2 separate regions of the Homo sapiens genome follow, and region 2 is linked to region 1. A link is a loop called in an ENCODE intact Hi-C map of the cell type or tissue named here. Cell type or tissue: GM12878. All regions are shown on one strand.

Evidence for each region. Hi-C counts contacts between places; a loop is a spot of excess contacts. Peaks named below come from ENCODE experiments on the same cell type or tissue, not always from the same donor. Only the 100,000 strongest peaks of a DNase experiment are listed, where the experiment ranks them.
Region 2: it touches region 1 in a loop (4-fold over the local background); 1 of 110 quality-filtered maps calls a loop at or near these places.

What each region holds. Positions count from the first base shown.
Region 1 is chr10:61,389,351-61,393,350 of GRCh38, reverse strand. No RefSeq gene overlaps it. Among named protein-coding and RNA genes, the nearest start is that of TMEM26-AS1, 61 kb to the left of the region's middle. In GM12878, no CTCF peak of the experiment used is centred here; a DNase peak (open chromatin) is centred at 2,360.
Region 2 is chr10:61,284,950-61,288,949 of GRCh38, reverse strand. No RefSeq gene overlaps it. Among named protein-coding and RNA genes, the nearest start is that of TMEM26-AS1, 170 kb to the left of the region's middle. In GM12878, no CTCF peak of the experiment used is centred here; a DNase peak (open chromatin) is centred at 2,089.

The DNA.
Region 1 (4,000 bases):
ATGGTACTGGTACCAAAACAGATATATAGACCAATAGAACAAAACAGAGGCCTCAGAAATAACGCCACACATCTACAACCATCTGATCTTTGACAAACCTCACAAAAACAAGCAATGGGGAAAGAATTTCCTATTTAATAAATGCTGTTGGGAAAACTGATTAGCCATATGCAGAAAACTGAAACTGGACCCCTTCCTTACACCTTATACAAAAATCAACTCAAGATGAATTAAAGACTTAAACATAAGACCTAAAACCATAAAAATCCTAGAGGAAAACCTAGGCAATACTACTCAGGACATAGGCATGGGCAAAGACTTCATGACTAAAACACCAAAAGCACTGGCAACAAAAGCCAAAATTGACAAATGGGATCTAATTAAACTAAAGAGCTTCTGCACAGCAAAAGAAACTATCATCAGAGTGAACAGGCAACCTACAGAATGGGAGAAAATTTTTGCAATCTATCCATCTGACAAAGGGCTAATATCCAGAATCTATAAGGAACTTAAACAAATTAACAAGAAAAAAACAAACAACCCCATCAAAAAGTGGGTGAAGGATATGAACAGACACTTCTCAAAAGAAGACAATTATGCGGCCAACAAACATGTGAAAAAAAGCTCATCATGACTGATCATTAGAGAAATGCAAATCAAAACCACAATGAGAGATACCATCTCACACCAGTCAGAATGGTGATCATTAAAATGTCGGGAAACAACAGATGCTGGAGATGATGTGGAGAAATAGGAAAGCTTCTACATTGTTGATGGGAGTGTAAATTAGTTCAACCATTGTGGAAGACAGTGTGGAGATTCCTCAAGAATCTAAAACCAGAAATACTATTTGACCCAGCAATCCCATTACTGGGTATATACCCAAAGGATTATAAATCATTCTACTATAAAGACACATGCACATGTATGTTTATTGCAGCACTATTCGCAATAGCAAAGACTTGGAATCAACCCAAATGCCCATCAATGAAAGACTGGATAAAGAAAATGTGGTACATATATACCATGGAATAATATGTAGCCATAAAAAAGGATGAGTTCATGTCCTTTGCAGGGACATCGATGAAGGTGGAAACTATCATTCTCAGCAAACTAACACAGGAACAGAAAACCAAACACCACATGTTCTCACTCCTAAGTGGGAGTTGAACAATGAGAACACATGGACACAGGGAGAGGAACATCACACACCAGGGCCTGTCAGGGGGTCGGGGGCTAGGGGAGGGACAGCATTAGGAGAAATACCTAATGCAGATGACGGGTTGATGGGTGCAGCAAACCACCATGGCAAGTGTAAATCTATGTAACAAACATGCACGTTCTGCACATGTATCCCAGAACTTAAAGTATAATAATAATAATAATAATAATAATAATAATAATAATAATAAAAAGACCTATACACTGCTAGGAGAAGGCTGCATATTAGAATTCTTTTCTCTCACTGCCAGCATGAAAAGGGAAACCTGGTCAATTACACAATTCCCAGGGTCCATCGTATATATATATTATGTATATATATTATGTATAATATATTATATATAATCAATATTGTGAAAATGGCCATACTGCCCAAAGTAATTTATAGATTCAGTGCTATCCCCATCAAGCTACCATTGACTTTCTTCACGGAATTAGAAAAAACTACTATACTATGTAGTATATATATACACTACATATATATACTATATATGTATATATTACATATGAATATATAGTATATGTGTATATATAATATATATGTGTGTATATATGTTAAAAACCCATTACTCAGAAGAGGTACTAGTGTTCTTGGTACTAAGACAGACAGGATCCCTCTCACTGGGCCTGGCGACATTTATTGAACAGCACTCTTAACACCATTCATACAATAAATGCAGTGATGAGTTTCATGAGATGACGGGAAGTTGTAGGGTCACTTGTGGAAAGCATGTTTATTAATGGTGAGGTGCCCTTTTTTGGGCTGATTTACTTCTCTCACGAATACTTCTAAAGTCATCAAAATGTCAAATAAACAAGAACTTTACACATTATCCTGACATCTTTTTTTTCTGATTCTCTGGAATCTCCATTAAACTCCATTTGACACTCTATAAATCTCACGACAAGTTTACTCATTTTTGACTATACTTCCTTTTTCAGGCTTTAAAAAACTCCTGATTGTGCTTGGTTTCCTGAAATGACAGTATTGAACCATCGTAGAGTCACGGTGGTTTCTGCTACTAACTTAATAGTGATTTATGTAACTTTATTTCCCCAGCTTACTCGATTGCTTATATTCTGTAAGGCTCAGGGCAGTTTATAAATTAATAATTTTTAAAAAGCCTGTGATAATAGTTGCAAAACCAGCAAAACCCACAGTGGGCAGATTTCACTTCCTGTTCCAAATTGCTAGCACAGGTCTATTAGCAACCAGGACAATGGTGAGGATTATAATGGCTGTTTTTTGTATTACCCTTTTAAAAGAAAATTCAGCAGTCAGTCCCACTGAAACTTCTAGTTCCTGTTGTAATTTAGAAAGTACTGATATTTATTGTTATTATTATCATTGTCATTACAAATAGTGAAAGTAGGGATGCATAAATAAAGTCTGCCTTAGGGGCAGCCCGAAGCTATATTCCAGCAAGTTACTGTGCTACAGTATTATGAGAATTTTTATCCATCATCAATAAAAAATAAGCATAGCAGTTATTGTGGCAGTTGCCACAGTCAAGACTGTTTCTGCTATTACATCTCTTAGTAAAAGGGTGATACACTCTACATTATATGATGTCAACTCATCCACCTTTCCAACATTAAAGTATAATGTACAATCTCTACATGGATTCTTCCCTCATGAAGTCACATTTCCATGAACTTGGGGACAAGGACACAATGGGGCTAAATTAACTGTGAGCAGAAAGTAAAGTAAATTACATTTCTTTATAAATCAATAGCATAGAGATACCACCATTTCTTTTTTGGAAAGGAATACAGTTGAAATAAAATTGATAAAATAAATATTTTACAGTGCAGGCCTATGCCCACCAGTGGTGGAATTATGCCAGACCAATACCCTTGATGCTCCACTGGGCACACTGGAACCACAAAAGGAGCACGAACATTTCTATGCCCCAGGCTTTCCAGCACCAGGCCCATGAATATGCTGTCTGAGCTAAGTGGATGTTGTAGTCATCTTTCTGGCAGCATGGTGGTTGGGGTTAGATTCTCAGAATACGAATTTCCTCATTCTCATAATCTGCTAATTCTGCTTTTTTTTTTTTCTTCCCCTAAAGTCTATTTCATTTTATCCTTTTTTTCAGAGACAGGGTCTTACTCTGTCACTCATGCTGGAGTGCATGACTCATAGCTCACTGCAATCTTGAATTCCTGGATTCAAGCGATCCTCCCTCCTCTGCCTTCCATAGTGCTAAGCACCATAGAGTGCACCACCATGCCTGGCTGCTACCAGAAAAAAAAAAAAAAAAGATTAAATATGGTGTCTTGCTACATTGCTCAGGCTGGTTTTGAACTCTTGGTCTCAAGTGATCAGCCTCCAGAGTGGCTGGGATTATAGGCATGAGACACTGTGCCTAGTTCTTGTCCTATTTCATATTTTTTTACCTAACTACTCTTGCTTATGGTGATCAAAGTGACAGAAAAAATTTATGGATAACTCACTAAAGAATATGTATGGGGAAGTTTAAAATGCCCAAGATTTATAACAGAAGACCCCAGTTCAAATACTACTTCAACTTCTTAGGGCAAATTTCTTTCCTTTTTTGTTTTAGAGAGTTTGTAGGCATCTAACCAGCTCAAAATTATTTTCACTTCTATGGGAAGCTAGCTGTCTTCTTTGCTACTTACCCATAGCAAACTTGACTTTACCAATCAGATTTTCTCTCCCAGGCAAGGTTAATAAAAGGTAAGCTGTGGGCCGGGCATGGTGGCTCACACTTGTAATCCCAGCACTTTGGGAGGCACAGGCAGGTGGATGACC
Region 2 (4,000 bases), 100 kb after region 1:
TAATACTCTGCTGTATGTGTATACCACGTGTTATTCAAAAGAACAGAGAATTTTAAAGCAATCAAAAAATTGAGGTATATTATTTTGCCTTGCTGAATTCTTTGCCATTCCACTTACTCTTTTCTGTCAACAAAAAATGGAATTATTTTCCTACTTTCTGCTTCTCATCAGAAGGAATTAAAGATCTCTCTGGAGCTGTTATCTTCTGATTGGCAAAACAATTGCACAGGGCCTGGCACAGAGTAAGTGTACTATTTAAATGTCTGCTATTATTATTATTATTATTATTATTATTATTAAATTGGATCAGCAGTACAGGGCAGATGGCCTGAGTCTGGATTTCTGAAAATGCACCTGGCATCATTTCTTAGGCTGCCTCATGGGCAAGATGGTCCAGTTAGTTGAACTGGACACTGGTAGGACAGCTGAGTTGACTGATCTGATTGCTTTGCTGCATTCTCAAGTTGTTAGAAAGCCCATCATGTACGGAAGATCAACCTTCCTATTCATTGCTTCTGGCAGTTTGTCCTTGCTCTGCCCTTGGAGAGACACATAGCTGGTATTTCCTCTCACCTGATGACAGTGTTCTGGTATTTAAAAGTGACCCTGCTCTTACTATGTCTTCACTTCTCCAGAGTAATCCTACCCACTTTCTTCCTCTGATTATTGTTGCTAGTGGTTTCTGACCTTTTCTGAGCCCAGATTCCTTCCCTGAATATATCTTAACTTGTTCAGGACCCTGTGACCCAGGGCTGTATACAGTACACCAAATGTGGTCTGACCATTGAACATTGCTTAAAGATTGCTGATTATATAGAAATAACTAGATCAATATATACATGTGCTTATGTACGTATCTCCATTTATATATGGATGCAACAGGTTTCAACACACACATGCCCTCATCCACCCACCCACTCACCCACACACACACCATTTCATTCCAGACACTTTATATGATGGTGGTATGAGTGTTTTGGTGTGCACGCTCTTCAGTCTTTAACATTTCTGAAGAACATAGCGTTCTATTAGGTCAGCCCCCAAAAGGTCAGTGTTGACATGATTCTCTTGCTTGGCTGTAGGGTTGGACATGGACATCAGTGGTAGTGATGACCTATTGCCTTTGGAGTCTTCCCAGAAGAACCAAGCCTGTTAGCCAGGGAACAAAACATAACATTTACAGAGCCTGAATGTGAAATATTTCCCTCTTTGAAATATTGAAGTGGCACCAGCTACCTTGTTTGATACCTCACAAAGGTGTTTAGAACTTTGCTTTTTCTTAGACATATTTCCAATAATTTTTTAGAAATTAGAGTTGAAAACCTATCAAACATTGTTTTCTCCACTTCTTCATCTGTAACAACCCCTCTCTCCTGCTCTCCCTCATTTTTCTCCTAACCCCTCCAAAGCACATTGTAAACTCCAATAAACAAAAGTCTTAAAAGTTGGGTAGCTCCCATGCATATGTGAGACAGGACAACAGAGGGCTTAGAAGAAAGCTATAATCATTTAAAGGGGAAGAGTTCAGCAGCACAAGTTTGCTACAGCTTGATCAGAGAAGCTGTTGTTTATTTTTTTGTGTGTAAACAGAAAATGGGGGAGAAAGGGACACTAAGCTTTAATCATGAAATGACTTTTCTTCTGAGTAGATCAGCTTCGTAAGTTAAAATGATTCAAGGCTCAATCTAATATCTGGGGAATAGAGTCTTCCCTTCCAAAGACAGATGTAATTATGACACATAGTCAACAAGGTTTTTCTTCATTATTGTTTGGCCTGAATTTGGGGTTTCTGGGAGAGAAAGGGAGAGAAGGGGTTGAGGACTTGGAGAATAATAGAAATTAAATGGGAATGTATCTGTGGTTTCAGGTCTCTCTTACAGAGTTTTATTGTTGGTTTAGGTAAAATATCATTTGGAATTTATCATAAGAAAGTCTCCTAGGCCTTCTAGTAGACCATTCTCAAATTAAGAGATAGAATCTGAGCCTCGTGAGGTGGTTTTTCATTAACTTAACAGAAAAACCATACTCTTAGCATGAGGAACTGAAGCCAGGATGTGGGTTTCCTAAGCTACCATAACAGTGCAGTTTAAAATGTGGTGTCTACATTATGGTTAGTTCATAGACATTTCCTTTATGACATTGAAAATATGACTCTGTCTATTCTACGGCAACTTTTGGTTTCATTAACTCCGTAACAATAAATACTGATTATATAGAAATGAGGTAGTGAGAATGTTCCTGGCCCCTGACTTCAATATCTACTGGTAAGTTATTTAATTTTAAGTGCCTCAAATAGTAATATTTAAAATATGTATAACTGTATCAAATTCTACCACCTTACTACAATTACAAAGAGAATAAAACAAAACAAGAAGTGACACATAGGAAAGCATTTTGGAATGTTCAAAATAAAGTTACTAGTATATTTAGACTGTTTTAGCTGGAAGTGATTGCTTAGTTTCCTGATGTCAGGCACTATAATAAGCAATTTCCTGATACTCTCATTTAATCTTCATGAAATGCTCATGAAGCATATACTGTTATAATGCCTACTTCATATATTAGAAATGAAGCAACAGGGTCACAATTATAAAATGAAGGAGTTAAGATTTGGATTTGTCTAATATCAGAACTGTTAGAACCTGCCTCAGCTAGATTACAAGACATTTTCATGTAGCATGGGAAGGAAATGATCTGTAATATTACAGAGTGATCTCAAGGGTCAATCCTCAATGGATATGCCACGAATGTGGTGGTTGGCAGTCTCTGAGATGGCCCAAGGACTCTCATGTCTTAGTATTCATGCCCTTATATAATCTCCTCCCCACGAGTAGGGGGAGATTTCACGGGTAACTTCTAATGAAGAGAATACAGTAGAGGCGATGAGATACCACTTGCTAAGATAAGGTTATAAAAAGACTGTGGCTTTCATCTTGAGCCTTCTCTCTCACTCCCTGTGGATCACTTCATCCTGGGGAAAGCCAGCTGCCATGTGTGTGAAGCAGCCCTGTGGAGAAGCCCACGTGGTAGGGAGAGGAAGCCTGCCAATAGCCACGCAAATGAGCTTGGATGCAGATCTTCTGGGGACTGCCAACAGCCATATGAGTGATCTTGCAAGTTGATCCCGCCCCAGCTGAGCCTTGATGACTGTAGCCTTGGCCAAAATATTGACTTCAGCCTCATGAGAGATCCAGGTAACCTGCTTCTGGATTCCTGAACCACAGAAAGTCTGAGATAGCAAATGTTTATTATTTATTGTTTTCAGCCACTAAGTCTCATGCAGCAATAAATAACGAATATGAATGGTAACCAAATGACTGGCTGGAGAACTAGAACCTTTTCAAGCCTGCCTCCTTCAATTCATTCAACAAATACTTATTGAGATATTACATGCCAGGCATTAGATGTGGTTCCTGCCCTCAAACTGCTGATCTTCTGATGGGGCATGATGTGGTGGGAAAAATTTTTTTTAAAAATTAAAAATCAAAATTCCTTTTAAACTTCTGGAAAATGATTAGAAAGAGCAGAGATATGGAGCCAGCCAGAAGGGCTCCAATTGCAGTCTCCAGATATGGGTTTTTGGGCTAACAACTCCTTTGAGCTTCAGTTTCTTCATCTGCACAGATGAAAACTACTTCTGAAAAGTTTGTAGAATTAAATAAAATAATGTATTAAAAATACCTGGCATGATACCTGGCATATATTAGTGGCTCAACAAATGCCGATTCTATGAGTATTACTCTTCATCTTTTTAATGTAGGGAATAATCATTAGATTGTGCAGCGTTGTTGAGTGTGCATAAAGAGATAAGCACAGGGCATGATCCATTTTAGATGCAACCAGAGTATTTATTTCTGTTAGTTTCTGTGGACCCTATAAATTATGTTATGACCATAGGAGATGAAAATAATTTTATGAAGAACTTTTGAGGTTCTAATTTTTGTTTAAAATGGACACTTTACTTCTTAAACTGAGGATCTGGTTATTGTTTGTAAAAGAT